5 separate regions of the Mus musculus genome follow, and all the other regions are linked to region 4. Evidence: chromatin loops called from intact Hi-C (ENCODE). Cell type or tissue: left cerebral cortex. All regions are shown on one strand. Links, peaks and the distances in the headings refer to the core of each region. The heading gives the core; the rest is flanking DNA.

The links. Peaks named below come from ENCODE experiments on the same cell type or tissue, not always from the same donor. Only the 100,000 strongest peaks of a DNase experiment are listed, where the experiment ranks them.
Region 1: a loop joins it to region 4, with 2.1 times the contacts of the local background. A loop is called at or near these places in 4 of 42 quality-filtered maps.
Region 2: it touches region 4 in a loop (2.1-fold over the local background); 4 of 42 quality-filtered maps call a loop at or near these places.
Region 3: a loop joins it to region 4, with 4 times the contacts of the local background. A loop is called at or near these places in 10 of 42 quality-filtered maps.
Region 5: it touches region 4 in a loop (3-fold over the local background); 19 of 42 quality-filtered maps call a loop at or near these places.

What each region holds. Positions count from the first base shown.
Region 1 is chr9:119,251,603-119,257,599 of GRCm38, reverse strand. It overlaps Oxsr1 (oxidative-stress responsive 1), which reads left to right. Exons shown (of 18, transcript NM_133985.2): 11 at 2,715-2,837. Among named protein-coding and RNA genes, the nearest start is that of Slc22a13, 45 kb to the right of the region's middle. In left cerebral cortex, for the core only: no CTCF peak of the experiment used is centred there; a DNase peak (open chromatin) is centred at 2,795.
Region 2 is chr9:119,263,191-119,269,187 of GRCm38, reverse strand. It overlaps Oxsr1 (oxidative-stress responsive 1), which reads left to right. Exons shown (of 18, transcript NM_133985.2): 6 at 399-508; 7 at 1,944-2,045; 8 at 4,305-4,438. Among named protein-coding and RNA genes, the nearest start is that of Oxsr1, 56 kb to the left of the region's middle. In left cerebral cortex, for the core only: no CTCF peak of the experiment used is centred there; DNase peaks (open chromatin) are centred at 3,056 and 3,220.
Region 3 is chr9:119,153,297-119,159,293 of GRCm38, reverse strand. It overlaps Acaa1b (acetyl-Coenzyme A acyltransferase 1B), which reads left to right and starts at 2,201. Exons shown (of 12, transcript NM_146230.3): 1 at 2,201-2,470; 2 at 2,610-2,703; 3 at 3,492-3,549; 4 at 5,289-5,368; 5 at 5,582-5,624. The coding sequence starts at 2,300. In left cerebral cortex, for the core only: a CTCF peak has its summit at 2,877 (motif pointing left); DNase peaks (open chromatin) are centred at 2,228 and 2,871; H3K4me3 peaks cover 582 bases.
Region 4 is chr9:119,427,461-119,433,457 of GRCm38, reverse strand. It overlaps Acvr2b (activin receptor IIB), which reads right to left. Exons shown (of 11, transcript NM_001313757.1): 2 at 5,796-5,997; 3 at 5,382-5,491; 4 at 5,106-5,257; 5 at 4,890-5,033; 6 at 3,450-3,593; 7 at 3,090-3,238; 8 at 2,120-2,234; 9 at 831-969; 10 at 615-745; 11 at 1-191. Among named protein-coding and RNA genes, the nearest start is that of Exog, 15 kb to the left of the region's middle. In left cerebral cortex, for the core only: a CTCF peak has its summit at 2,942 (motif pointing right); a DNase peak (open chromatin) is centred at 2,950.
Region 5 is chr9:119,354,653-119,360,649 of GRCm38, reverse strand. Xylb (xylulokinase homolog (H. influenzae)) reads right to left here and starts at 3,269. Exons shown (of 19, transcript NM_001033209.3): 1 at 2,943-3,269; 2 at 1,336-1,418. The coding sequence starts at 3,044. In left cerebral cortex, for the core only: a CTCF peak has its summit at 3,177; DNase peaks (open chromatin) are centred at 3,115 and 4,519; H3K4me3 peaks cover 1,011 bases; H3K27ac peaks cover 605 bases.

The DNA.
Region 1 (5,997 bases), core at 1,094-5,093, 180 kb after region 4:
GCACTACATACTTCTAATGTTATTACATGGAGGTTGAGACTTAGACTGAGCGATGTAGTGAGACCTCATCTAAAAAGGTAGAAGGAAAGGGAGGTAGGGTAGGAAGGGAAGGAGAGATGAACACCACAGTATAAACATTTTTCTAGTTCCCTGGAGAGGCTGGCAGCTCCTAGTCAGCCACATCGACAGTGTCACTTGGAGCTTAGTGTTGGTGTTTGCTAGGGTAGGTGGAGCCAGTGTATTTTCAGCTTGCTACACACACACACAAACACACACACACACACACACACACACACATACATATAGATAGATAGAGAGAGAGAGAGACAGAGAGAGTGAGAGTGTTACGTGTGTGTGTGTGTGTGTGTGTACGTATATGTGTGTGTGTGTGTATATGTGTGTGTATGTATGATATATACACACATTCCAATAGGAAGTTCAGGAGCATTTTTAATGATTCATGTTATATCATGAATATACTTTTAAAACGTGTTATTAGTCCACACTATATGATTCTGTGTGAGATGTTCAAGAGTGCACAGAGATGTGCAGTAGGCCAGTTTCCCAGAACTGAGAAAAGTGGGGGAGAAACAGGCAGTGACCTCTGATGGCTGTGATGTGTGTGAAGAATGGTGACCAACATGTTCTCAATTTGGATGTAGTAACAATCATGCAACTCTCTATCTACAAAGCCCAGTCAATTGAACTTCTCTCATCGTGTACACCGTGTGCTGTATGACTTACATCTCAATGGAGCTGTCATTTTAAAGGGAGATCATCATTCATAGTAGTAAATTGAAAACAGTAATAAAAATATTGGTCATCACCCCGTCTTTGGAACTGTCCCCTGAGCCTGAGGTGCAGGGGCTGTGTTGTGGACGGGTCAGTTGGGATGGGTCTACACCTTACATGTTGATTGGTTGCAGTTTTTTGTAGTGGGCTCCATCTTAGCAAAGTGAGTTTCCTTGATGGGGGTGTAGGCTACACTTATGAGTATAAGAACAAATATTCAGAATGTGGTTAGAGATTAGCCCTGGGTGGGTGGTTAGGTTTCTAGTACTAGGCATAGTTTCCCTTTTGTTGAGCAGGCCTTAGGTCCAATATGAGCTGCTCGTTCCCACCAAGGCGTGGAGGTCGGCATTGCGTGGCCGCAGTGCTGACTGTTGTGGTTCCTCGGTGCTGTAGTGGGTAGGACTATTGGTTGCTTCCCTCCGTCAGGAGCTTGGTCGGCACCTTCTGTGCCATGAAAGCTCAGACTTTGAGGAGGTTTTCAGGTCAGTGTTAGCCCGGGTCCTCTGGGCTGGACCCTCTTCCTAACCATGCCATGAGTCCAGTTTAAGATGGAATTGAGGAAAGGGCTGTGACGATGGCTCAGTGGTTAAGAATACTGTCTGCTCTTTCAGAGGACCTAGTTCAATTCCCAGCACACGCGTAGTGGTTCATGACTGTTGCTCCCAGTTCCAGGGGAATCCAAGACCCTCTTCTGGCCTCTGTAGCCTCCACCAAGTGGTAAACAGATGCATTCAGGCAAGCACTCATACACATTACAAATTAAAATCTGAAAAAATAGTTGGCTTTAATAAATATACCACGACAATTCTGGAGGAAGTACATAAGACCGAAAGTCATGAGGTCAAGAAGCTTCCTTGGGCTTTCGAGGCTTCTTAAGGAAGATTGCTGTGGTGGGATAGGTAGTTTTTCTAAACGTAGGGAGAAGAGAGTAAGCGAGATTTTCAGAAGAGAGTAGGACACAGATTACAGTGAAATGCTCATCTTCCACTGTGGAAAGTCCCATACATTGATAACTCCTAAAATAGACACCCCCCCCCAATATCAAGCAGTAATGCTATATACCCAGTAGAGAGATGAATATAACTTTCCAAAGAAAGCTAAAATTAGGAAGAAGATAGTGAGCTTGGTTATTTGTTTGTTTGTTGGTTGTTTTTTTTTTTTTTTTTGAGTCACGGTCTCATGTAGCTCAGGCTGCCCTTTTAACTCAATGTCACTGGTGGCTTTGAATGCCTGGTCCTTTTACTGTCATCCAAGAACTGGGTACCACTTTGGCTGGCATGCAGTATCCACCCCACACCCTCAGTACTGAGCACTGATCTCAGGGCCTTGCTTCCTAGGCTGGTGTTTGACCATTGAGCTACATCCTTTGCCTGTCTCTACTTGCTTGACTCCTGAACTCTTGAATCTCTGTGAAGTATAATTTATAATTTTGAATTAAAAAGTTAAAGCTGGGCATGTTGGCACACCTCTTTAATCCCAACACTCTGGAGACAAGCAGCCGATCAATGTCACAGCCTGGTTTAGACTGCAAGTTGCAGGCTAACCAGAGCTACACAGTCAGGTCCTGACCCAAAAGAGGAAATAAAATATTGGAAAAAGAATGGGTGCTTTCCCTTGGGCTTGGGCTGTGTCTGCAGTGTGTTTGGAACAGTCTTTCCTCCCCTTTAAATGTCTTGGTATGTGAATATGTTAGATTTTTTTCCCTTATGCCTTAACATAAACAATATTATTGGGGTTCAGAGTAAAGAGGATTGTGTTTAAAGTCTGGGTAGAGCAGATTAAGGGTTGGAGGATGTGACGTTTTAGGGACACATGACTCAGTTACTGTTTTCTTTAGGTGATGGAGGGATGGAAAATAGACTTGAAGTTCCTGTTAAGTGTGTACAAAGTACTTTCTTAACCCACACGCCTTTCTCGCTCAGGTCCGCAGAGTCCCCGGCTCCAGTGGCCGTCTCCATAAGACAGAGGACGGAGGCTGGGAGTGGAGTGACGATGAGTTTGATGAGGAGAGCGAGGAAGGGAGAGCTGCCATTTCTCAGCTGAGGGTGAGTCACATTTGACAGCGTAGACTGTAGAGTTGCTTCTGAGTCTTGTTACGGCTGGAAGAGCTAAAACAGAAAGAAGACAAGTGCCACAGCCAGGACGTTCTACTTAATTACGTAGCAAATTAGAATGCCGGTCTCTCAATGTGGTATCATGTAGGATATGTTAAAATAGCCATGTCTAGAGGGGAAAACCAGCTTGGTGTGGAGAGTGAGTGGATTGTACTAATGGCTAAATGTAGCTGTTGTTGCTACCCTGTGACTTCTTCTTTCTTCCACCCTTTGAAACCACCAACACCAGTAAGAGGAAAAAAAGGATAGAGAGGAAAGGAAAGAGTTCTTGGAATAAAGTCAGGGGTCTGAAGGGGGCGCTGCTATCCTTAGACTACTTCCTACTGGTTAGGGTGTCAAGTTCCATGGGGCAGCTTTGATCTTCCCTGTCAGAATATCTAATTTCTTCTTGTTTCTTCTTTGTGTGTGACTTCTTAACAAACCTCGACCAACCAATAACAACCAACAATAATATCCCCCCCCCAGGGGTTGGGTGGGTGAAGTGCTATAATTTACAAGCCCTCTGAAAAGTTCCCAGAATTCCAAATGTCACACAATTGCAGAAACTCTCTGCAGCTGGCAGGATCAAGCCCCCTCTATAGCATGAGGCAAATAAATGGTGGTCATCTGCTGTGGACAGTCTGAAGCAGTCCCATGTCACATCCTAGCATGGGATCAAAACAAAAGCACGTTCTTATGTTTCTGTGGTTTTTTTTTATTATTATTATTTGTTTGTTTTAAAGATTTATTTATTTATTTTCTGTATATGAGTACACTGTAGTTGTCTTCAGAAGAGGGCATCAGATCTCATTACTGATGGTGAGAGCTACCATGTGTAGCTGGGAATTGAACTCAGGACCTCTGGAAGAGCAGTCAGTGCTCTTAACTAGTGAGCCATCTCCAACCCTGTTTCTGTGTTTTTAAAATAAACCAAAATTGTAAAATTTTCAGTAGAAAATTTGTAGACATTGTAGAAGAGTTGTAACTAGAAGGCTTTGCAACATAATATGCTTTATTTGGAGAGGAATAGTGGACTTCTTTAGTTGGTATATACTGAATATCTTGTGTGTGTCTCTGTCTGTGTCTGTGTTTGTACATCCGCGCTTGTGCTCGAAGCCTTGAGGTCTTTCTTTTGGAGTGGGTTTCATAATGGGCATGTTTGCCTTGTGGGATTTACTCCCATAGAGTTCTTAGGACCACTTTGTTTTTGTTTTGTTTTTTGAGACAGTCTCTCTGCAGAACTGACTGTCCTAGAGATCTCTATGAGCATTCTGGCCTTAGACTCATAGAGATCCTCCTGCCTCTGCCTCCTTAGTGCTGGGATTAAAGGTGTGCTAAGTTTTTTAAGACCTTGCCAATGAAAATTGACAAATATATATTAAGCATTAAGTTTAGAAAAGTCCTGCAAAAGACACAAATGGCCAACATTTGTTTCCCTTCTAATTTTGGATAGTTCCTGTTCTGTTCTGTCCTTCAAGATTACTTACCGTTCCTTTATCTTCTTCACAGCCTCTCCAGGCTGTCCCATGTTAGGCGTTGCAATAGAGCAGATGGTTATTCTTTTGCTTTTTCTGTCCCCACATAGCTGCCTCTTTAATACCAGACGTTTATGTAGTGTTTCCCCTTATTTTATCTTCATATTGCTATTTAGTTTTTAAAAGATAAGTAACATCGCTACAGACACCGTTTGTGATGTCTCTTTGTTAACACTGACACCCTTGCTGCTTCCCTTTGCTTCAGTGTCGACACTGCCTTAGGAAGGCTGTTGGCCTTATTCATTGGGTACTTGGCAAGGTGAATTTCGCCCATTGCTTACCAGTAAGTCTGTGATTTATAAGTAGAAGGGTTTAGTTGCCATGTAGGGTCGTGGGCTCCCTTGGCATATGTTCCTACCTATGCAGCACTGCACTTTGTCCTCATCTCCTGCTGCTGTCCTCTCTGTCCTCCTGCAGCACGCCCTCCCCTCTGCTTCCCTGTGCACAGCCTCCGTCTCTCTGTCTGCTTAGCTAGTTGTGTGCCATGCTGTGTGTCTGTTCCTCTCTTCTCTCTGCCATCTCTTTTAGCCTAGATTTCTTCGTATAACAGAGAGTTATATAGTTTATCTGAGTCTTGCTTATTAGCTTTACCTGCAGTTTCATTCATCTCTTGAAAATGGAATCCTTGTTGATGGACCTCTTACCAGGTTCTGTGTCTGGCTATTGTAAGACTGAGTGAGAGCTTTAAACCTGGAAACCTACATCTCTACTCTGGCTTAAATTCCTTCATGCATATATACAGTTGTGCCATACTCAGCCACATGATTATTCTCATTTTAGTTTTTGTTTTTATATTTATTTACCTTGAGAATTCTTAAAATCAGTTTAAAAATTAGTATACAAAGTGGTAGGTCTTGCTTTGCATTCTGTTCACATCTTGTTCTTGATGTCTTGTTCACAGCTGTATTCTTGCTCCATCTCCTTCTTTGTCTCCAGCTTATGTCTTCCTGGTTCTCCTTCCTCCCTTCCAATATCTCCTGTTCTGTTTTCTTGCCACGTGCATCTCATGATTTCCAAACCAACCCTAGGAAAATATGTTCTTCAAGTTTTACGGTTCTCTTTCTAGACTCACTAAAAATGCAAATATAAATGACAGTTTGAATATAGGCACCACATGTGTATTTGTCTTTTACAGAGTGGCTGGTTTCCATTTAACCTAATGATTTCCAATTTTACTCATTTTCCTGCAAATGCCATGTTTTTTGTTTTTCTTTATGGCTGAATAAAATTCCATTGTATACTTAGCACACTTATTTTATCCAATTTTCTGTTAATGGACATGTAACTGTTGTAGATAGCTTAGCCATAAACATGCATATGCAAGAACATTTATAATGGGACTTAGAAAATGTGTTGATAAGTAGCTTGACGGTGTAGTGTCCCCCTGTAATTGGCCGTAGGTACATAATATGCTTATGGTCAGTGAGAAGAGATGTGCTTTGGAGGATGGCCTCTACTTCCTGGGAACTCAGACCATCTGGGTGTTTGCTTATAAAACTTCTTTGTTCAATTTTATTTTTGTTTTGTTGTGTTATATTCATTCTATTCTGTTTGAGATCGGTGCAGGGGTGGGTAAG
Region 2 (5,997 bases), core at 1,320-5,319, 160 kb after region 4:
TTTCATAGGTTTTTAGTCCAGGGCTAACTAGACCCATTGATTTGGATGGTAACCCTGAGGCAAGCAGAACGAGAACATCGGGAGAGTGTTTGTGGGGGTGGAAGCTGTGTGTGGCTGTCAGGAAGCTGAGAGCAGCAAGAAGGGGCCTGCAGCATGGGGTCTTTCCAGAGCATTGGCCACTCCTCGCCCAGTGGGCCCAGACCTCCACACCTCCCCAACTGCTGTCATCGTCTGACTCTGTACAGGGCTCATCCATTGACATACACATATATGTCATACAGAGCTCTCAGGGCTAACCTGGCCCAAAGCCCATCTGTGGCCAGCAGCCCAGGCTGGTGAGATGTGGGGAGATTCCCTGTTCGGCTGCTAAGGCTGCTGTACTGTCTGCTCTCTTTCAGATTTCGGCGTCAGTGCTTTTTTAGCCACTGGTGGTGACATTACCAGAAATAAAGTGAGAAAAACGTTTGTTGGCACCCCGTGCTGGATGGCACCCGAAGTTATGGAGCAGGTACTGTGGGTTTTGTGTTTTTGAAATGGTTCAGGATTTTGTTGTTAGACCAAGCCACAAGCCTTAGTGCTCATGTTTGATCGATGTTCCATGTTAGATGCATGAATTGCATTTTTCTGTTGATTGGTTGAGAGCTTAATCTAAGGAAAGATATTATTGCAGTACAAAGCAAAGCAAACAACAGCAAAAACTACACACTACACAAGAAACTCAAGACTATACCAAAGATAATACAAGGAGTAGGGGAGTAAAGAGCCTAAGAAGTTATCTTAGTGCAGACCAGGTGACCGGGTTGTTCACCCTGGGGTTTTCAGTGCTGGCGCTCTTCTCCTTTTCCTGCTTGCACGGCAGCCGCTCGCTGCAGTCTCCTGTCATCTGTTTTACTGCAGTAAACACAGCTGATTGCAGCACACACTCTTTAGTCCTTGTCTCACCTCCCTTGTGGTATTGAAGTATTGAGCACTGCAGCACCATTCCCTTCCTACTTACACCGTCTTCATGGCCCTCCTGCTGTCAGGCTGTTTCTCTGACCACTTTTGACTCATCTGTTTTTCAAGACACAGTTTCTCTGTGTAGCCCTGGCTGTCCTAGACCTCACTCTGTAGACCAGGCTGGCCTCAAACTCAGAGATCCTCTTGCCTTTAAAGACATATGCCAGCAGGCGTGGCTCTGTCTACTCTAGAATCTTCCTGTAGGATTTGGTAGGGTACACAGGTTATCCAGACGCACACTAGGAGAGGGAGATGGTGAGCTTAAGGCCAGCCCGGGGCAAAGCCAGATACTGTCTCAAGCAAGAAAAGAAGACGGTGTTTCTTCAGGTTCTTTCTTGTTGAGTGCATTAATCGCTGATGGTCTCATCCATGCGAGCATGTGTAAATGGTTCCCAAATCAGATGCAGACCAGCCTTGCTGCTCAGGACTCCAGGCTACTCTCAGCGCTGTATGTGTATAGGATTTATTCACAAATGTCACAGATGTATTACTGTACACATATTTTCCTACATACATACATATATTACTATATTCAGCCTGTGGAAGGAGGGCACTCCAGGCCACACAGGGTCTTAAGAGGCCGCCGCACTCAGGAACAGAGTGAACAAACAGGTTGTGGAGAAAGGCTAGAGCAGGGGAGGGAGGTATGAAGGAATACGAGGCTTCGTTGGTTTTCCTGGGATGGAGGCTATGTTAGGGGCTAAACCTACTTCTCAGATGAGCAGGAGCTGCCCCTGAGCTGTCTGTGAGGAGGCTTGTGGACATACGGAATATTGAATCAAAAATTCAGGGGTAGCCTGGGCTGCACAGGGAGACTCTTCACTCCCGCCTTCCCCAACCCCCCAATTTTTCATGACATACTAGAAACTTGTAAGAGTGTTTTAGGCTGGTTAAAGTAATTGTGCACCTCTCTCTCCTTCCCATCTCCCCCCAATCCTTTTCAGGTTCGAGGTTATGATTTTAAAGCTGATATTTGGAGTTTTGGAATCACTGCGATTGAACTGGCCACAGGGGCAGCTCCTTATCATAAATATCCACCAATGAAGGTGAGGCTCATATTCAAATATTATTCCAGCTCAAGTCCCAGTGACTTTTCAGAACCTTTGACGTTTGCCAACCGTATCTATGGTTATTTATTTTCCTTGTATTTATGTGTATTATAGCAAAATATAATCTTTCTAATAAAATTACCAACGTAACCATTTCTACTTTGTATTATATAGGGACCAAAACCAGGATAAACCATTTTTGATTGTGTATTTAAGTAATAAGTATGTTCATGACGTATAGCCATCACTGTACCCAGACTCTTCTTGGATTCAGAGCCATTGAAGTCTTTTATTTAGTTCTTAACAGAGTGTGTACAGAATTGCTGACCTTCAGTGGCCTTGCTGTTCTGTGAGACAGAGCTGTGGAGTTGAACTGCATTGGTGTCTATTATCCGACCTCCTTGCCTCTCTACTCATCGGCCCTTCATAGGCTCTGCTGACAGAGTAACTAAGGTTGCAGGGGAGGCAGGAAGAATGTGAACTAAGAACCTGAACCAGACGTAGGTTTGTGACAGTTGGTGATTTCTGTAATAGAAATTTCTGGAAGAGAAGTCTCCATACTATGAGAAGTCAAGGAAGAAGAGAGCAAGCAGTAGGTGAAGCTAAGGAGGCCATGCTGTCTTCTGCTGTTTTCACATTTCTAATTTTACAGTAGTTTGGGAATGGAAGAGCTAAGTCTGTGGACATGAAGAGATGAGCGGTTGTAACTGAAGGATGTAATAGCAGTTGACAGTGGGCGCTTGTGGGGATCCACTATCTATATATAGCTTTTAACTAGTGTCCAGTATACGTGGGACTCACAACACCCAGCTGGGCGTGGTGGCGCACACCTTTGATCCCAGCACTTGGAGACCCAGCACTTGGCAGGCGGATTTTTGAGTTCGAGGCCAGCCTGGTCTACAGAGTGAGTTCCAGGACAGCCAGGGCTACAGAGAATACTGTTCTCTGTGCTGTCCAAAATGTGAAGACTTGTGAAATGAGTCACTAGTCCTGGCACATCAGTGAAGACTTGTGAAATGAGTCACTAGTCCTGGCACATCAGTGAAGACTTGTGAAATGAGTCACTAGTCCTGGCACATCAGTGAAGACTTGTGAAATGAGTCACTAGTCCTGGCACATCAGTGAAGACTTGTGAAATGAGTCACTAGACCTGGCACATCAGTGAAGACTTGTGAAATGAGTCACTAGACCTGGCACATCAGTGAAGACTTGTGAAATGAGTCACTAGTCCTGGCACATCCTGTAATGAGTTCCTCAGGCTGTGTTTCTCTGCTTTGAGTTTTCTGAAAAAAGCTGACCTTTTTAGTACAATAAACGGGGCTAATTGAAGGGAAAAAAAAATTGTGGTGCTGGGTGTTGAGCCCAGGGCCTCACAAATGCTAGAAAAGAACACATATCCCCCAAGCTATAACCCTGACCCTAAAGCCCCACATATGCCTGTGTACCCCTGTGTGCCTGTGTGTGTGTTTATACCCATGTATGTGTGAGCTTTTAGAGGGCAGAGGTTGTTGTCAGCTATGTTCCTCAATTACCCTTTGCCTTCTATTTTGAGACAGGGTTTCTTCCTGAAACCTGGAGCTTGCCAGTTTGGCTGGACTGGTTGGGCAACAAGCCCCACTTCTCCTTCCCAGCTGGGATTACAGATGTAGACCACCACACCCAGCTTTTTTTAATGTGAGTTCTGAAGGATTGAACTCAGGTCCTTATACTTAAATAGCTCATATGTCTATACTGTACTGAAAATTTTACAGGTTTATTGGTATACTTTTGTGGGCTACTTTTTTGGATTCCCATATCTACCTCTCTCCCAACCCCCAACACTAGGTAGGAGAGAAAGAAGGTTAGAGGGGAAAGGGGGCATAGACCTCTTTAGACTACTTTCTTCGGCTTAGGGGCATCATGTTCCTTGGAGCAAGTCCAGTCTTTGTCACTAAGACATCCAATTTCTTCTCTTCTCTTTGCTCAAGACCACTTGACAAACTGCAACAACAGAAAGCAGCAGCAGCATGGAGAGCAGCAGCCTCCTCAGGCTCTCTGGGAGTCTCCCATTTACACCCTCTCAAGAGTACCCAGAATTCCAATCATAAACTATCTGCAGCTGGCAAAAATCACATCCCTGCTAGAGTACGAGACAAACCATAGTTAGCTTCTGTAGACAATCTGAAGCCCCCTGTATCCCACACCTGGAATTAAAATAAAAACATAGTCACATAACATCACTGGGTTTTTAAAGAAACCAAACTTCTTACTACACAGGTTTTAATGCTGACGCTCCAGAATGATCCTCCTTCTTTGGAAACTGGTGTTCAAGATAAAGAAATGCTGAAGAAATATGGAAAATCATTTAGAAAAATGATTTCATTGTGCCTTCAAAAGGATCCAGAAAAAAGGTAAAATATTGGAAAATATGACATATCTCTTTTGATACTTAAATCGGGCTGGGAATCCCTAAGAATTACATTTGTATACACAATATTATGTGTATATTCTTAAATGAATGACAAACATTAGAAACATTCATAAAGGCCATCTTACAAGCTTGGAAGGGACTGAGTTGATTTCGTGTACTTATAAGTATATAATATATCTCAGTTGCCCAGATATTTCTTGATTCGTTTCTTAAAGCTATGAAATTATATTTGTGAGTTCTGTATTAGTAACAGGCCATGTTAATGGGCAAGTTTTTCTTTTTTCAACCTTCACTTGAAATATAACTGCCATTTACAATTTAATAACAAAAGGACTGTAACAACATATTTATATTTCATGTCAAATAATTTTGCTTTTTATGTAGGAAAGATTCTAGTAGTCAAAGTTTCAAATAGTTTCCTCGTTGGCTTTAGACACATTGATTGGTAAGCAGCAGATTCTTAACAAAGGGTGTTTATGTGTGGTGGTGTTGAGCAGCACTGTAGGCGAAATCAATGAGTAGAACCTATGCTTTGAGGTCACCCCATCCCTAGTCCTAGAGGTGGAACTTGACTCTGAGGATCATTGACTGTAACTGGGGGCTGCATCCCCACTGTGTTTTACTCTGTTTTCATGTGTGCATCAGCTTCCCACATCCACCACCTCCACAGCTACAGATTGATCTACTGTGGATCCAAGGACTCTGATCAGATTCCATCAGTGCTCAGCAGCACCAGCCTTTTCTTTGTCCACATTCCTTGAGCATCATAGTATACTTGGCATGGTAGCAGCTACCCTCATTAAGCTGGAGGGGGTATAAAGTGCAGGAGGGTCGCGTGGGTTCTACACAGATAACATTCCACTTAGATACAAGGGATTGAGCATCAGGGTTTTGCTGTTGGCAGAGGGTCCTGGAAGCAGTTCTCCTGGGATTCCACAGGCAGACTGTATTCCACTGTTTCTTAATACTGAAAGTTGTTTAATTCTGTTTTCTCTAAAGGTCTACAAAAGTAAAAGACTTAGACATCCTTGGTCATGTGTCTAGTGTATGTAATGGGGCTTCAGAATTTACTGTTGGAAATGTTGGAAAGGGTAAGGAAAACAGGCAGCCAAGTTCACGTTCATGGTTTTAGGATTTCTTCTGTTTTTCATCACTGGCTAAAACTGATAGGGAATTCTTTTGTTTCTGCCAAGTTAGCTGATAAAAAGACCCCCCCCCTTTTTTTTTTTTACAAATACCTAGAAGTAATATATAAAAATCCATCAAATGTAAAGATCCTTAGGTGCCAGAAATAGTGAAGAATATGTAAATTACAGTAGAAAGTCTAACTAATCCGGTGGCCACCAGCAGCACACTACTCAGTCTGATGTTCTACAAGGTTGAGTTTTTGACTCCATGCTGTGACTCTTGAAATTGGGACTGTGGGTCCACCTGGAGGAAATGTTCAGCTGAGTTTCTGCTTAGAGGACCGTCAGAAAATATCTTCCTCATTTATGCATATGAGTTTTTTTGCCTCTGTGTATATATATAGCACATACA
Region 3 (5,997 bases), core at 1,125-5,124, 270 kb after region 4:
CTTGAATAAACAAAGTGTGGAGTTACAAACCTTGCAACCCAGCACTCAGAAGGTTCAAGGGGGTGGGGGTGGGGGTGGGGCGGAGCTCAAGATCATTCTCAAGTGCATATGCAGGTCAAGGCTGGCCCAAGATGCTCGAGACACTGTCTCAAAAACAAAACAAAACAAAACAAAAAACAAGCAAAGGATTCAGTCTTTGGGATGAGCAAAATAGTTGAGTCTTCATCCTAAAATGGCCAGCCACAAAACAACCTCTCCATGTGAGGGAAAACGAGTCCCCTGGCAGCAGCTGGGAGGATGTGGGGTGTGGAGCTCAGGGTCTTCCTACAATTGAGGTAGGCCTTGGAGCTTGCAGTTGTAACGTCTGTCACCCCTCTGTTAGTCCTCCTTGCCTTCTGGCTAGAGAAGCTCTGTGGTCCTCTAGTCTGCAATTCTTTGCGCCTGTGCCTTGGTACAGACCTCCACACTTCCATTTGGGGACTTGGGCCAGTGATGTGGAACTTAGAAATGTTCTTTGAGATCCACCATCCTGGTTGTAGAGAAGGTGAGCCTGTCCTTCTGATGTTGTATGAACTTCTCTGGCCTTGCTCAATGCAGAAGAATTCAACATTTTGACATTACAACAGGCACACTCAGCATCCGTGTAAGCAACTTACAAACAAACAAACAAAAATAAAACACAAAATCTCATTTCTCTTCGGGCCTTAGATAAGCTATGTTTTTGTCTTGGGTGGCTGTCCTTGGCCTAGCCCCATGCAGACAGTGGGCTGTGGGTTCTACATGCGTCCTAGGAACTGATGGCATCACAGGCTTCCCCCCGGGCTTCTAAGAGGTCCACAAAGGCGAGCACTGGAAGACAGTGGGGAGGGGACAAGGAAGGAGGCCTGGTGCAGCGTGCTCTCTGGGGTGTCTAAAGAGCACACGACCCTGCACTTAGGAAGTCTGTGCCCTTGGACATGGTGACAGGAAGGCTAGATCAGCCTCTGGGTGTCTAAGACTCCAGTGCTCCTGCCCTGGAAAGCACGGGCAGGTGAGTGTGCATATTATGTGTAGGGCAGAGGTTGATATTGGATGCCATTCTAAACCCCTTCCTACTCTGCTTTCTGAGATGGGGTTTCTGTCTGAACACAGTGATTTGCCTGGGGTAGGTAGCCACTTTGCCCCAAGGATCCTCTGCCTTTCCCACCTGAGCACTAAGGTCATGGGACCCTTGTCAAGCCTGCCCAGCCTTGTGCACTGGGGATCTGACCTCTGGCCTCCCACTTGCAGGGCAAGCCCGTTACCTTCTGAGCCCTCTCCCAGCCTCCTCTCCTTTCATGTTTTGGGATCCCCTGGGGTCTGAGAAAACACTGTGTAACTGCCATGGTTTGGGGCTGACCTGTCACTGTGACTGGGGAACCCGGTCTTACTCTTTAAGGCTGGTAACACATTCTAGATCCAGGAAGCCCCGGTCCATTCACTCAACAGGAAGCCATTGATCAGTTAATGCTTCAGGCACACTGCAAGGCCTTGGCAGACACCTTTGCTAAGGGGGCGAGGGGAGCGGGTGCTGCAGGGGTGTGCACTGATGAGGGCATCTCAAATAGGCATACAGAGGATGCTACATGGGACACTCTCAGAGACCTTTGAACTGCTTCTGTGCCTTGATAGAACGGGTTCTTCCAGCCAAGTACTCAAGCATCCAGCTTAGGGCCAGGGACCCAGGAAAGACGAGAGCTGAATAGAACAGGAATCAGAGTCAGGTCCTCTATCTCCATTTGCAGTGTAAAGCTGTTGCCACTGTCCCAGAAACCTCCTGACTTTTGTCTGATAGTGTGCCATGGCCATGTTTGGAGGAAGGTCTCCTGGTTCATGTTCAGAAATCCACAAGACTTTGAGGTCCTGCCTACAGTGTAGATTACAAAACGAGGAAAGTTCCAGTTTACACTTCTGGGAGGAGCTTCAAAAATGTGCACAAGCTTTTTTTTTTTTTTTAATTATATTTTAAAACATTTTCTTTTATTTTTGTAGCCCAGATTGGCCTTGAACTTGCGCAGTACACACTTGCACCATCACAGGTGTACATGGACAAACTTAAGAAGGAGGGGTTCTGAAGTTCATTGACTTGCTTTGAGAAGCTGGGAGGTGGTGGTGGGGGAAGACTCAGGAAGAGTCGCCCTCTGATTGGCTGCAGAATGGGTAGGCAGGACTTATTGAAAATATAAGGCTCCAATTGGCTCTGCCCTGTGCAAGCCCGCGTCCTTAATTCACTGGGGTGAGCGCCCAGAGCGCTGGCAAATCGGTGGGACCCACCTCCGCGATGCATCGGCTGCAGGTAGTGCTGGGTCACCTGGCCGGCCGGCCCGAGTCGAGCTCCGCGCTGCAAGCTGCGCCCTGCTCCGCTGGCTTCCTGCAGGCCTCGGCCTCCGACGTGGTGGTGGTGCACGGACGGCGCACTCCCATTGGCCGCGCCAGCCGTGGCTGCTTCAAGGTGAGGCCCCTCGGGCGGGCGAGGGGAGCAGAAGGCGGCCAGCGCGGATGGGATCCTGCCGTCGGGGGTCCGGTGACCGCAGAGTCCCCGGGCGGGGATTCGGGAGCTGGGCTCACCGCTGCTGCGCTTCGCCCTGCAGGACACCACCCCCGACGAGCTTCTGTCGGCCGTGTTGACCGCGGTTCTCCAGGACGTGAAGCTAAAGCCTGAGCAGCTGGGAGACATCTCCGTGGGTGAGCTCCCCTGCGGGTCCTGCACCGGCCCTCCCCCGCCCTCCTCCCGAATATCCGTCTCCCTTCTCACAGACTTGAGTTACTGAACGGGAGGGCTCTCGACCACAGAGGTCTGAATCAGGCTGCTCCCGATGGCCAGTCTCAAGAGTAGAACCTTGGGCGCCCCCTCATGGCACATCGGCAACCTGAGAGGCGCTAGAAAGCCTAGCACCACCAAGTAGAAGTTCTAAAGCCCAGATGTTCCAGGAGACCCCAGGAGGCGGGAAAACGCGCTTCTCTACCTACATGGACATCCTGTCCCGGGTTACAGGTGCAGATGGGTTCACCCCACCCTGCCTTAACCCCTAGGCTTTCCCTGAACTAGAACATAGTGTAGGACACAGTTTTGTCCGGAGGTGCCAGCCTGTTCCTCATCTCTGCAGTGGTGCAGGGCTTGGAGGAGGACACTTGGGCAGGTGAGCAGTTGCAGACCCGCTTCCCTCACCACAGCCCTGCTTCCCACAGCGTTCAGGCTTTGCACTGTGTCTCTTACCCTAGAGTCTCTCCCGTCTTTTCCTGTGATCAGAGGAGCATGCCTTGGCAAGCTCACTGGCGGCCCTCCAGCACTGTACTGCTGTTGGGTAGCTGGCTCCCCACTCCCCAGAGTTTGAGCCTCCACAGCCTCATGTGCGCCTCTCTCCAGAGGCTGTGATTCTTGGAGAGATCTGAAATGTCTCCTTTCTGCGGCATGTTTTGCCTTAGGCCTTGGGACACCACCTGGCACTGAGTGAAGGCTCTTCTATCCACAGGCAATGTGCTTCAGCCCGGGGCTGGAGCCATTATGGCACGCATCGCCCAGTTCCTGAGGTAATCTCTCTGGCTCCAGCTTGGTTGTCCACCGTGACTGGTGAAGGCCCTGGCACTGGGGATGTATCTGTGTGTGGTGGAAGAGCAGGTGGAATGAAGATATCGAGGCAACTAAAGTCCACTGACCTGACCTCTTCTCCATAACCTTTTCCCTACTTAGAGGGGGTGTGTCACTGGGCCGATGGCCAAGGCATCCAGGACTTGGGGACTGGGTTAGAGCTTCTCTGTGGCCTAACTTTTAAACAAAGACAACGTATGACATCCCCTTTAGAGTTAAATAATCTCATGGCTATACTGAGCAGCGTCTGCTTCCATTCTTAGCTGAGCACCTATGAAGTCCAGACTCCTCCAGTCGTTAGCAGCTTGGAGCTTGGGGCTGGGGGGGTACCCCACACATGCCTAGGAGCCCAGGAGGAGGAGACCTGATATTCTTGGCTTCTCCTGCTGGGGAAGCAGGGATTCATTCGCTCCTCTGTGGAGGCTGAGGACTCTTCCCTCAGTCCTTCCTGCTGTGTGGGTCAAAAGTCATAGCAAACTGGCCAGTGACAGATCAGGAATAGACAGACAAACAACAGACAAACAGAACCTCTGGGAGCTGGCAAGGGTTAGACTTAGCCTGAGGTTCGGGGTCTCCCCGTCCCTCTGCAGATTAACTGTACCCTCATCTCCAACTGGCTTCTCCAAATTGACTGAATCAGGGCTATCTGCATCTATGCCGCCTCTGCCCATTCTGCTCTCCCTGTCCTGGCTAAAACCTGCTCAAATATACTCTTGCCCCTTGCGCTTACCTTCCTCAAACCCTCAGGCTTCCTTCTCAGTGGTCCCTCTGTCATGTGATCTGTCATGTGATGTGGCCCTCACACGTGCATTTCTCTGTATTATGGTTGGGTATCTGGTGAGGCACAGTACTATCAGCTCCTCAGCCTCTTTCAGGTGGAACCTCAGGCTCGGAGGCTGTTTAGGAGAAACTTGACGAATTTGGTAAAGAGTGGTAACCAGAAATTAGGGAACCCAGGATAATCTTCACAGCCTAGGGAGCCATCCTCCTGGGGGCGCCTTCAGAACCTGGCTTGGAGCAGCAGTTCAGGGATTCTCTGGTTTTCCTGCACACCAGACTCATCCTAATTCCTGTGTGTTCATCCTCTGGGGTTCTCGGAATGTCAGTCAAGGGTTTGGGAGGCTCCTAGTGCTTAGCCACGTTGGCCAAGGCTTGTGTGCCACCTTGGAAGGTAGCTCTGATCATTTCAATGGCTGAACCCAGGAAGCTCCGGAGCAAGGGGTTGAAGGATGACCATGGGGAGTGGGGAGAAAACCAGACACACCGGACCAACTCTGTGTCTACTAGAAAGGTCAAGGTGAGGATGGATGGTGGCCCAATGTTGGGATGCTACTGCCGTGTCTTAGGCTAGCAGCAGGCTCGCTTGTCCTTGGAGGACCCCAGAAATGACTGGTTTTCCTTGCAGAGTCTTCGAGGCAAGGGTTGTCTGTGGCGCACACCAGGCTTCCGTGGTCCGTGCTGAGAACCGTAGGACAGGAGAATAAGCCTGGGGACTCTAGGCAGTAACGGTGGAGACAGCTGCAGTAGCTGCTCCCGTTCTTACAGATCTGTTCCAGTGGAGATTCCCTGTTGCCCTGATCTATACACTCACTGCTGGGGCTCTCATGGGGCCCTGAAGTCTCATGGGACCTGCTTTCTAGGTGCTCATCCAGGGCTGACCGCCATCTCCCTTCTGTTTCAGCGGCATCCCAGAGACTGTACCTTTGTCTACGGTCAACAGACAGTGTTCATCGGGACTGCAGGCAGTGGCCAACATTGCTGGTAAGTGGTGACTGCTGGGTGTACCCTGCAGTGTACCCTGACCTTGGTCCTTGACCCTCGGGACCCTAGGCAGAGAGAGAGGAGGAACACCCATGGCCACACCCCAAGCCATTTGGGGGGCTCTTGGGTCTCCTGTGAGGGAGGGGACAAGCCATGCTGCTCAGGGGCAGGCCCGCTGCGGCCAGGGGTGGTTATGAAGTGCTTTTATTGCAGGTGGCATCAGAAATGGGTCTTATGACATTGGCATGGCCTGTGGGTAAGATCGCCTTCCTGCCGGACCCTATTAACCAATGCAGCAATCAACCTAATTTTGCTCTCCTTGGCTATGATTCTCCCTGCCCACTGTGGCAGCTGGCTGGGCTGGGCTCCCACAGATGCAGCCTAGGATGCAGTTCTGGGTGGAGTGGCGTCTTCCATTCTTACAACTTTGACTGTCACACCGGATACCTGCAGCATTTGCACTTCTGCACTTCCCACGGTCCTGAGAGAAGTAGTGGGATGATTCCCTCAACTCGGGACATTGCCTCACTATGCAAACGTCCCTAAGCTGTAAATGTGTCTGCCATTCTAGTACCAAGGGAGAAATTCCAGATCACTACTGTGTTGTCAGGGACGTGGTCACATCTCTG
Region 4 (5,997 bases), core at 1,318-5,317:
ATGCTGGACTCTTTAGGGAGCAGGTCCACATTGGTGACGGAGGTCACCAGAGAGACGAGACAGTCCGAGGTAGTGCCGTTGACCGACCTCCTGATCAGGGATACCCGCTCTTCTACACAGCCTGCAGAAAGGCGAGCCTCTGCATCATGGTCCCAGCACTCCTCGATGGTCACGCAGAGCTGGGCCAGGCCCTGCAGAGGAGGGGGAGGGGGGAAGAACCCTTGTTAGGGCCACCTAATGAAGGCAGCCAGTGGGTCTGTGTGAGAGGATCAGGAAGGGCCTAAGGCCCTGTCACCACCATCGCAGGTCAATTAGCAGTCCCCGAGACCCCTCTCCTCCCAGTCCAGGAGAATGTTCACTAAACTTCACCACAGGCCGCTCCCCGCAGGCAGCTGCAGCTGCTCATCTTGGGACACTGGGACTCAAGTCAAATAAACACCAAGCCCAAACACAAAAATTTGCCCAACGTTTCCATGTTGAGCTACAACAGGTTCAAGAAAGAGGTCAGGGCCTACCTTATTCTCCACAACCTCTGAGATATGTCCCTAGAGTCCCGGGAACGCGGCAGCTTCCCCTTCACACCGCCCTGTGATTCCTGAGCCCAGCCCCCTCACCGGGTGTTTCAGCCAGTGATCCTTAATCGTGGGCCTCATCTTCTTGTGGACAACCACCTCCTGAAGCTCCTCCAGCGAAGGGTGCTGGCCAATCTCCTCCTCGAAGGGCAGCATGTACTCATCGACAGGCCCTGAGTGATGAGGGGCTGATGGCATCACCCGAAGCCCGGCTCCAAGGCCCCAACCCAGGGTGCCCAGAGCCGCCAAACCACTCACCGTCTGCAGCCTTGCACCGAGAGACGAGCTCCCACAGCACCAGGCCCATGGCGTACATGTCGATACGCAGGAAGGCGTCTCTCTGGAAGTTGATGGCTCCTTCCAGCACCTCAGGGGCCATGTACCGTCTGGTGCCAACCTACAGGCAGACAAAGGGCAGGATCTCCAGAGACCAGCTACACTCACAATCACACTCAGCTGGGAGAAGCGCCATGCACCAGGTTGGGTAAGAGTGGAATTCTAAGCAGGAAGCCTTGGAGCCAAAGCCTGCTCCATCCCGTTTGAGGCAGAGTGAAGATTCCAGCTGATAACTGTGATGACACCACGAGCTGGAGGCAGTGCTTATCGGACAGCTCTGCAGGCCCTAGGACATCCCAAACAAGCTACTCTGAGGCTTTGCCTCTGATGGTACCTAAAGCAAAGCCAGACACTCAGAAGGCTGAGGCAGGAGAACCAAAAGTCCCAGACCAATCTGAACGACAGAGACAGACGCTCTAACAGACCAGGGGGAGATGAAGAAGTGACTTAGCTCCTAAGGAACCTGTCACTCAAGTGTGAAGATGAAAGTCTGGATATCCACATAAATGTAACAACCTGCCTGCAACACGGGAGACAGCGATGGAGTCCACAGAGAAAGCCGGCTAGACTAACTGAAGAGATCTGGGTCCAAGCAAAGGACCCAGTATTAATCAACAAGGTTTTAGGTGATCAAGGAAGGTGCCAGTGACTACCTCAGGCCTCCATTCCCAGACATGCCACTCATGTGGAAACAGAAATACACACGCTAAATAAACAGCAGAAATCAAAAGGCCGAAACAAAATGTCGAGAGCATGTTTAACCCACAGGGAGATTCTCCTAGGATGATTGCTGGCTTAATTTTCATGGCCTTTGATTTTAATCTCGCTTAATAACTAAAACTGAGGGCAAGCAGGTTCCTCGGTAGTAGGTGCTTGATGTCAAGCCACACGACCCCAAGTTCAATCCAAGGAGCCCACATGATGGGGAAAAAAACAGATTCCCTTACACACACACACACACAAAGATAAATATATTTCATATATATACAATATATATATAATAAAATTACAACAGAAAGAGAAAAACTGAAATACAAGGAGGAATTGCTGAAGCCCAAATTGCTAGCCTGGCTGGAGGAAGCCTCACCAACCTCCGGCCTTGGTTTCTTTTCTCTCTTGGTGAGTCTACGTCCCCAGGTAGCTCTATCGCTCCAGCGGAGCACAGAGCATCAGCCGCTCCAGCCCCTCCTCCCAGTGCCCAGGTCCCTCACCTGTCCATGGGTATCCCCAGGAGGCTTCCCTGGCTCAAACCGAACAGCCAGGCCGAAGTCAGCCAGCACCGCGGTGAGGTCGCTCTTCAGCAGTACATTCTTGCTTTTGAAGTCCCTGTGGAGACCAAGCGCCAACTGACACACAGGATCAAGACTCAGCCCGCCTCGTGATGACTGACCATGACCCTGCTGCCACCATGGCTCTCCGAGCACTAGAGTACGTGACCGCAGCGCCCAGTTCAAACCATCCCACCTCTGTGGGGCAGGAGACAAAACAGCCTGGGAGTCCTGGGAGGCTGTGCCTGGCAGCTGGGCAGACCCTAGACCACGCCACTAAAAGCCAACCAATAGTTTCTCACAGGGCATGCACATACTTCTGCGATTTTACAATGTTTGGAATGTGAACAAGAATTTAGAATCAACTGCTAATGCCGCACAGGCAGGGTAGCGCTGGAGTGGGTGCAGGCACTCAACCCTGCCTAGGAAAAAACAGAAACCAAACCAACCAAACGAACAAAGGCGTGGCTCAGAAATCCTAAGATCCTAATCAGTGCTATGGGAGGTAATCAGCTATCATCTGCCTCTCCTCCCCCCCCACCCCCCCCACCCCACCCCCACCCCCCACCCCCGACAATGGACAGCTAATGTTATCATGATGACACATAAACACACATGAGCTCTGTAGCGGCAAGCATCAGCAAACATAACCGACACAGACTAGGTAAGTAGAGTCCTCTCAAGGATACAAAAGGTTCTGACCACAGTCTGAGCGTGTGAAGCTCTCCAGAGTAACAGAGTCCACACTCTCTCCTGGGTCCAGCAGAGGGCACCAGAACGCTGGCCTGGAAGCTAGCTATCTCCAGCACACAGGAAGGCCAGGTTTGCTCTGACACACCACAGGCACATTCAAGCAAGCAGAGGCAACTCTGCAACTGCACCCCACCTGCAGAGAGGCTCCTTAATCAGGTACCTGTGGGCAATAGAAGGCTTGTGGCCCTCACCACGACACCACGGCACATCCTCATGCAGGTATGAGAGGCCTCGTGACATCGTCTCCGCCACGTGGCACAGTTCGTTCCACGTGATGATGTTCCCCTTGAGGTAATCCGTGAGGGAGCCCTAAGAGAAGGCAGCAGACTGTGGGCAAAGGCTCCAAATGCAGAACAGGATGCAACCAACCCAGGCCCAGCAGGAACGTCTCAGTGCAAATGCGCAGAATGGGCGGACGTGATCCAGGTGGGAAGTGCGGCTGACACGGGGTCAGCTCATCACAAAACCATCACTGGGACCCATCTATCTCACCGTGGGATCTGTCTGGGGTGTGGCTCACCTTGTCGTGGAAGGCTGTGATGAGCCACAGCTCCACCTCCAGGTTGGAGCCTCGTTTCTCGGCAGCAATGAACTGCAACAAGTTTTCGTGCTTCATGCCGGGTGTGCTGAAGATTTCCCGTTCACTCTGCCACGACTGCTTGTCCTGAGGCAGGGAGGCAGCTCAGCCCTGCCATGCTCATAGCCACCCCAACACACCCTACTCCATCCCCAACCCCGATTTCCTAGCCTCAGCATCCAAAGACCAGGCCAATAGCGATCTCTGGGGTAGCTGACAACAGCGCCCTGATTTACAAATGCTGAGTGAGGTGACCAGCCAGTATCAGCCAGCAAATGCTTGTCTTCCTAAGTACCCTGAGCACCTAACTACATGGCTGCCTGGTGTCAGAAGCCTCTGAGTATACACAATGCCAAAAACCAAACTCAGGGACCGAGGAGATGCTCCGGAGGTGCCTGCCAGGCAAGCATGAGAGATTCCCAGCCCCTGGACACAGTGGAGTGTAACCCCAGTGCTGGAAGCAGGAAGAGGTGGAGTTCCTGGGACTTGTTTGCCAACTCGTCAACCAAACCGGTGAGTTCCAGGCTAAGAGAGGCCTTGTCTCAAAAAATCTTAAAACGTAGAGGCTAGAGAAGTGGCTCTGAGGTTAAGAGCACTGCCACTCTCCCTGAGCACCCGGGTTCAATTCCCAGCACATGTATGGTGGCTCACAACTGTCTATAACTCCAGTCTCAAGGACCCAACACTCCCTTCTGGCTTCTTCAGGCACCAGGCACACATGCAGGACACATAGATACATGCGGGCAAAAAAAGCACCTGCACACATAAAAATATTTTCACTGAGGGCCAGGCGGTGGTGGCGCACGCCTTTAATCCCAGCACTTGGGAAACAGAGGCAGGTGGATTTCTGAGTTCGAGGCTAGCCTGATCTACAAAGTGAGTTCCAGGACAGCAGGGCTACACAGGGCTGTCTCGAAAAAACAGAAAAAAAAAAAAAATTTTTTTTTTCATTAAAAAGGAATAAAAATAAAGAACTGTAAAAAGTAGAGAGCCAGGTTTGGTGGTGCACACCTTTAATTCTAGCATCTGGGAGGTGGAGGCAGGTAGACTTTTGGTTCAAGGCCAGCCTGGTCTATATGACAAGTTCTAGGCCAGTCTGGATTACATACTGAAATCCTGTCTCCAAAAAAATAAAAAGGAGTCCAATAAAGGGATTCATTCTCTGGCCTCCACACACAGACCTGTGCGTACACAAAACATGCAAACTGCATACACAACACGGAAGTAATGGCAGAACCCAAAACCAACATGGCGTCTGACCCTAATCCTCTGATGGACTCTCAGTACTGAATCAGAATCCTGGACAGTCGACTGCCCCATGGAAAGACACTCCCGCTTGGACCACAGTGAGAGAAGATGGCCTGGAGACCCCCAAAAGCTCACCTGAAGTGGGAAGATCTTCACAGCCACAAAGTCGTTCATGAGCTGAGCTTTCCAAACGCAGCCAAAGCGGCCCCGAGCCTTGATCTCCAGCAGCTGTAGTGGCTTCAGGCCCACCAGAGGGGATGGGGGCGGAGGCCCCGGGTCCTGGAAAGGCAAGGGCTTAAAGGAGTCCGCACAGCCGTCCCTTCTCCCTGCCCAACGCTGGCACTGTCTCACCTCATGGATGTCCACATGGCCGTAGGGAGGCTTCCGATGACGATACATCCAGAAGGCCAGCAGGACGATGAGAGAGAGGCCTCCAATGGGCAGCAGCGAGTAGGCCAGCACCGTGAGCAGGGTGGGGGCTGTCGGGGGTGGCTCGTACGTGACTGGGGGACACATGGAGCCCTGTGTCACACAGCCCGCCCACTCTAACACTCCAGCCGGCCCTGCAAGCACTCCCCACTGGCTCCACAGTGCCACACTCAGACCCTCTTCCCACAGGCCCCTCACCTTCTGGGCCCCCAGGCTCCGGCAAGTGGGTGAAGCGCTCGTTGCAGAAGTTGCCTTCGCAGCAGCAGAAGTACACCTGGGGGTTCTCCTCGGTGGCCACACACTCCTGCCTGAGGGCCCAGGGTCCCCGTTACAAACTCCCCGGCAGGGACGGAAAGACTCTCCCCGGCCCCTCCCCCCAGGCAGCGCAGCTTCAGAAACATCAGCAGTTAGGGTGACCCCACGTCCCTTGAAGAGTGTGACTCAAGGCTGAGAGGGGCAGGCAGGCATGGAAATGCTGCCTGAGCTGAGGAGAGCAAACACCAGAACAGGGGCTTGGGATTCTGGGTAGTGCCTCCGAAGAGACCCTGAGATCAGTGGGTGGCCAAGTGCAGCGGGCTACGGCAGCGGGAACGCTCCCGCTCCCCTGTGTACCTGTCGTAGCAATTGAAGTCATCTAGCCAGCAGCCCTTCTTCACCAGCTCGATGGTGCCCGAGCTGTTGCGCCACGAGGCGTAGCAGTGCAGCCGCTTGTCCTGTTCCCCCTCGCAGCGCTCCAGGCCGCTCTGGTTGGTGCGCTCCAGCTCCCAGTTGGCGTTGTAGTAGATGCACTCCCGAGTCTCAGCCTCCCCTCGCC
Region 5 (5,997 bases), core at 1,042-5,041, 73 kb after region 4:
CAGTACTGAAAACTGGTTGCTTTCCCCTCTCCCCTCTTCCAGAGACTTATATTGTAGCTCACTCAGGCTAGCCTGCAACTCACTCTGGATGGCTGAGGTCACAAGTGTGTACCACCATACCCAGAGAGCAGGTGACTTTATGTAAGAGAAGGTGAGGATGTAGATCCATGATACACTAAATCTTCAACATGTACAAAGCCCTTTTTGATCCCCAGGACAAAAAAGAAAAATGATTAAAAAAAATTTTTTTTAAAGGAGCAGTCATGAATGATGGCACTCTCCTGTCATCCCTGCACTCTGGAGGCTGAGACAGGAGGACTACCAACTGGGGGCTAACCTAGAAAAAGGGAGCCTTTTTCTCAAAAAAAAAAACAAAAAACAAAAACAAAAACAAAAAACAAAAAAACAAAAAAAAACCAAAAAAACAAAAACAAAACAAACAAAAACCAACATAAAAAACCCAGACGTGGCAGCTGTAACCTCCGAATTTCGGATGTGATGGATGACTGAGGTTTAGGAATTTAAGGTTATCTTCAGCTACCCAGTGAGGTACATGAGATCCTGTTTCCAAAAGGGGCCCAATGTGAGAGAAGATACATTCAGGCGCACATATGTGTGCACATGCCACGTGCCAAAAGTAGTCTAAGAAAAAGAAGGCAGAGAGTGGATGTGACCACTGGACTCTGGCCAGAAAGAAGATGAGCTTGTGAACTTCTTCTTTATAATTTCTCCAGTCTGTGGTACTTTCTTTTCTCTGTGTAGCCCTGGCTATCCTTGAACTCAGAGATCCACCTGCCTCTGCCTCCCTAGTGCTGAGATTAAATGCGTGTGCCACCACTGCCCGGCTTTGTGATACCCTTCCATTAGTAACAGAAGGTAGCCAAGAACAACCATCCAATTGTGCCTGGCACAAAACAGATCTCAAATCTATGAGTGAATGAATGAATTCAGCTGGAAAGGAATAGGGAAGAAATCATTATGGGAAGGAAAGATTCTCAGGGGCTGCAGAGATAGATAGCTTAGGGGTTAAGAGCACTGGCTGCTCTTCCAGAGGAACTGGGTTCAATTTCCAGCACTCTGTAGTGGCTCACAACTGTCTGTGATTCCATTTACAGGGGATCCAATGTCCTCTGCTGGCCTCTTTGGGCACCAGGCAGGAATGTGGCGCACAGACATACATGCAAGCAAACACAACATACAATAATAATAGATGCTCAGAGGTCTATGCAGACCTCTCTTGCAGCTGGGTTAAGTCAGAAAAGTATAGCTGATAAGTGCAAATGGTTTAGGGAGGCTCTAAAACCACCCACCCACACATGCACACCAGGTACCTACCCAAATTCCGGAAGGTCTCTGTCAAAATGCACGCTGTCCTCATAGAAGACGTTCAACTCTGCATCAACAGCAACAACTTTAACCTGGAAGACATTTGTGAAAACGGTGTATAGGATTTCCTCAGCCTCTACCTTTGTCCAAGAGGTTTCCAAGTCCAGTTAAGGTTCAGCACTGAGACAAAGGCTAATGGGCATCGTTTTTTGTTTTTGTTTTAAATGGGCATCATTGTAACCATAGCAACATAAGTTTCATGGGATACATGCTCAAAAAAAGAAAAGCAAAGAGATAAGATTAAAAAATGAGAAATGACCGGGCATGGTGGCACACGTGCCTTTAATCTTAGCACTTGGGAGGCAGAGGCAGGAGGATTTCTGAGTTCAAGGCCAGCCTGGTCTACAGATTTGAGTTCCAGGACAGCCAGGGGTACACAGAGAAACCCTGTCTCGAGAAACCCAAAAAAAAAAAAAAAAAAAAAAAAAAAATCGAGAGGTTTTATACTAGAAATTTAATGGCACTCTTGAAAGCTCTAGAACAAAAAGAAGTCACATCCAAAAGGAATAGACAGCAGGAAATAATCAACTCAGGGGCAAGTCTCGAAAAACCAGAGAGAGAGAGAGAGAGAGAGAGAGAGAGAGAGAGAGAGAGAGAGAGAGAGCGCCACACAGAGAGAGGCAGGTGAAACTCCCACGGTCTACAAGAATCCACTCTCCAAACAATGGAGGCTATGGTCCTGCACCTGGCAAGGAGGCTTGTCTCCAGAGGCTGCCCCCAGAGCCATGACTATGGTCAAGTCAGACCTGACATCCTAAGGAAGCCATTCCAAGCTCGGGAAGATGGAGAAACAGGTCTAGTAGGGCAAGGTGACTAAGTTCTATGGGATGTTCCCCAGTGGGAGCCGCAGGTTCCAACTCTCCTCATCGGGCTGAGAAGGGTCTCACAGCTACTATGCTTATTTCTCAAGCGTGCAGGATGAATGCCTCCTGGACGTCCCATGCCTACTTGGAAGGCAAATTGCTAATTCACTCAGCTATCACTGGGAACACCAACCTCTGACCGGCAGTTCTGGAATCACAGACCCTGGCACGCTAGTGCCAGCCAAGAGGGGGTTGGGGGAGGCAGGGAACGGGCAAAGTCCATTTGCATACTATGCCCATTTCACTTTTAACAAAAAAAAGTGCTTGGCGTGGCACCCTCCTTTAAACCCAACACTCAGGAGGCTACGGATAGTGGATCACTGTGAGTTCAAGGCCAACCTGGTCTACACAATGAACCTGGGCCAGCCAAAGCTACATAGTAAAGTTCTGTCTCAAAATATAAAATAAAATAATAAAGAAAAGTAAAGAAAAGGCGCTCAGGGATTATCCGGATCTAGGCTGTGCATGTGCGCACACCTCTGCTGTTTTCGCGGAGTGTGTTTGCGCGGAGTGTCTCGGAATCTAGCCATCTGCAGCCGAGACTCGCGTGGACCCCCGAGGTACTCCCCCCCACAGCCCTCCGCCCCCGCTACGTGTACTCCGGGTTCCGCGGGGAGTCACCCGCGGTTTCCGGGAGAAGCCTCTCGCTGGCAGAGCATCGTCAGGCTCCCGCTCCTCGCCCCGCGCGCGTACCTGCTGCGTGCTGAAGTCCCAGCCCAGGCAACAGCGGCGCCCCGCGCGCTCCGCCAGGGCCCTGGGGGTTCCCGCCGCCCGTCTGTGCGTCCGTGCGTCCATGTGTACTGCAGCGGCGAGACTGTCGCTGCGCTCCGTCGCTCAGAGACGCCAGAGCCCGCCTTTCGCCACGCCCCGCAGGACTCTGGACTGGAGTCACGAGGCGGGAATGCCCTCTGGCGCCGCCTGCGGGAAGGTCGCGAGTGGGACTGCGTCTGGCTGGGGCACTTAGTGGTCGCTACCCACCAGCAAGGCAGCGCAGTGGCTTCCCTCCAATTTCACTCCACCCACACTCACCCCTGCGCCGACCTAATATAATCCCAGCATTTGGGAGGCTAAAATAGGAGGATCTCAAATTCAAGACCAGCCTGGGTAACAGCAGTGGTGGTGCACGCCTTTAATCCCAGCACTTGGGAGGCAGAGGCAGGCAGATTTCTGGGTTCGAGGCCAGCCTGGTCTACAAAGTGAGTTCCAGGACAGCCAGGACTATACAGAGAAACCCTGTCTCGAAAAACCAAAACCCAAAACCAAACCAAACCAAAACAAGGTAAATGGTTGAAACCCTGTCTCAAAATAAAATTAAAAAGAGGCAGAAGAAGCCAGTTGTGGTGGTGCCTGCCTTCAATCCCAGCACTCAGGAGACAGAGACAGGAAGATGTCTGTGAGTTCAAGGCCAGTCTAGTCTACATTGAGAATTCCAGGGCAGTCATAGCTATATAACAGAGACACTTGTCACAAAAGTAAAATGGGGGGGTGGTCTACTGAAGGTCAAGCTGGGCGTGTTGGTGCATAGCAAGTTCTAGGTCAGCCAAGGCTACACGGTGAGACGATGCCCACGCCAAAAATAGATAAATGAAAGGAAAGAAAAGAAAAAAAAAAAAAAGAAGTGAAGGCCGAAGATATTGCTTTTGTCTGACCTGTGCCCTAGAGTCAACTAAAAAATAAAATAAAAATAAAAATCTTAATTAAATTTGGGATAGTAGTACTGGAGGCCCATGAGTTTGAGGCCAGCCTGGGATACATAGCAAGATCTGTCTCAATAATAATAATAATAATTAATAATCAATCAATCTCTCTCTCTCCCTCCCTCTCTTCCTCCTTCTATTGTTTGTTTTGACAGTCTTGACTAGGCTCAAAAAATTCCTCCTGCCCAGATTGGCCTTGAATTTACAATCCTCCCACCAGAGCCTCCCACGAGATTGAAGGCCTGTAACACCAAGTGTGGCCTGACATGATCTGCTATAAGATAAGGTCTCACATACCCCAGGCTGGCCTTGAATTTACAGTGTAGCTGGGACTAGCCTTGAATTCCTGATCCTCCTGCCTCACTCTCCCAAATGCTGTGATTGCAGGTGGAAGCCACGATTCCCAGTTAGAACTCATCTGTTATCGTGACCCACAGGTCAGCAGACTGTCTGGGCTGAGCTCAGGTGGCGGTGGCAGTGGCGGTGTCTCTGCTACTCAAGACTCTTGTCCCCACCCCTGAACAGTATGCTCACAGTGCGCCTGTCTGAGAACCTCAGAAAAGAGCTTAGTGAATGATGTCAGCAAAAGGTGTGGGTGCCCAGTGTAAAGAATGGAGAAATGCATTCTGGAGGCAGGAGGAGGCAGATCTCTGGGATTTCAAGACTAGTCTACTTTACATAGAAAGTTCCAGGACAGCCAGGACTACACGGTGAAACCTAGTCTCAAAATGGGGTGGGGGTGGGGCCACAAGAGGCCATTGCCAGATGGAGAGGGCTTCACACTCTTTGTTGGACACACGGAAATGAACTCAGGCTGGGCGATGTGGATGACCTAGTAATTTAGCTAGAACGTTTGAGGCCCCTCTGGGGTGTCTGAGTGGAGATGTTGAGCAGGCCAGTTTGGATGTGTGGCCTCTAACTCAGGTAAGATGTCTGGGTTGTGAACAATGATTTGGGAGCTGTCGTCTCCAAGTGGGTAAGTCAGATGTGAAAAGAAGAGCTCAGAATAAGGCAGGTGGGGGCCACTGGGAATTATGAAGACTACAGGGAACACACATGGGAATCATGACAGGCATACGGATAGGGGAAGATACTAGATTTAAAACTTTCCTGGAAGGCAGACTTTTGCCAGTTGCATGCTACCTAGAAGTATGTTAGGTTGAAAAATGGAGAGGTGGGTTCTAAAAATTTATAAAGAAGAGCCAGTGGGACCCCCAAGGACCTTACTATGTGTCACTCATGTTGCTAAACCAATGCCAAGGGCTAAACAGTTTCTCACAGCTCTGGAAGCTGGAAAGTCTAAAGCTATATAGTGCTGACAGTCAGCTCCCAGTAAGGGCTCTTTTCAGATGTGCAAATGGTGGCCTCTTCTGTGCGCCATGTCCGTAGAGATGTGCTATCGAGGGGTACAAGGAAGAAAGCACAGCTTCACCCCAACATCCACCGTAGCCTGGGCAGCTCCCCCTCACCTCTTAGTTACTTCAACTCCGGCCAACTGGAACTCCTGGCTCTAACACAGAAAAGAATCTCAGGACCAGCCAATATAAAGCAGAGTCCGGTTTATTTCAGTTTTTGTCTTTACACTGATCGATTGATTGATTGATCATTGATATGGTGTGCATGGTGTCATGTGTGTAGCTGCCAAACAATGTGAAGAAATAGGGTCTCCCTTCTACCATGGGAATTCTGGGGATCAAACTCGGATCATACGGCTTGCCAGCCAGGGTCCTTACCCACTGAGCCATCTTGATGGCACAAAGGCTGAGAGAAAGGCTGCACAGAAGAGGGGCTCGAGAGATGGCCCTGTGGCTACGAGCACATACTGGTCTTGCAGGAGAGCTGGGTTTGATTCCCAGTACCCACATCTGTAGTGAGTTCAAGCCCAGCCTGAGCAGTTTAGTGGTCCATCTGAATATAAAATGCAGGCTGGGAGAGCAGCTCAGCCATAGAGCACTTGCCTAGCAGGGACAAGGCTATAAATCCCAGTATTGTGACACAAAAAGCAAAACAAAGAAACCACCAGAAATTAGGGACTGAACTAGATAAGGCAA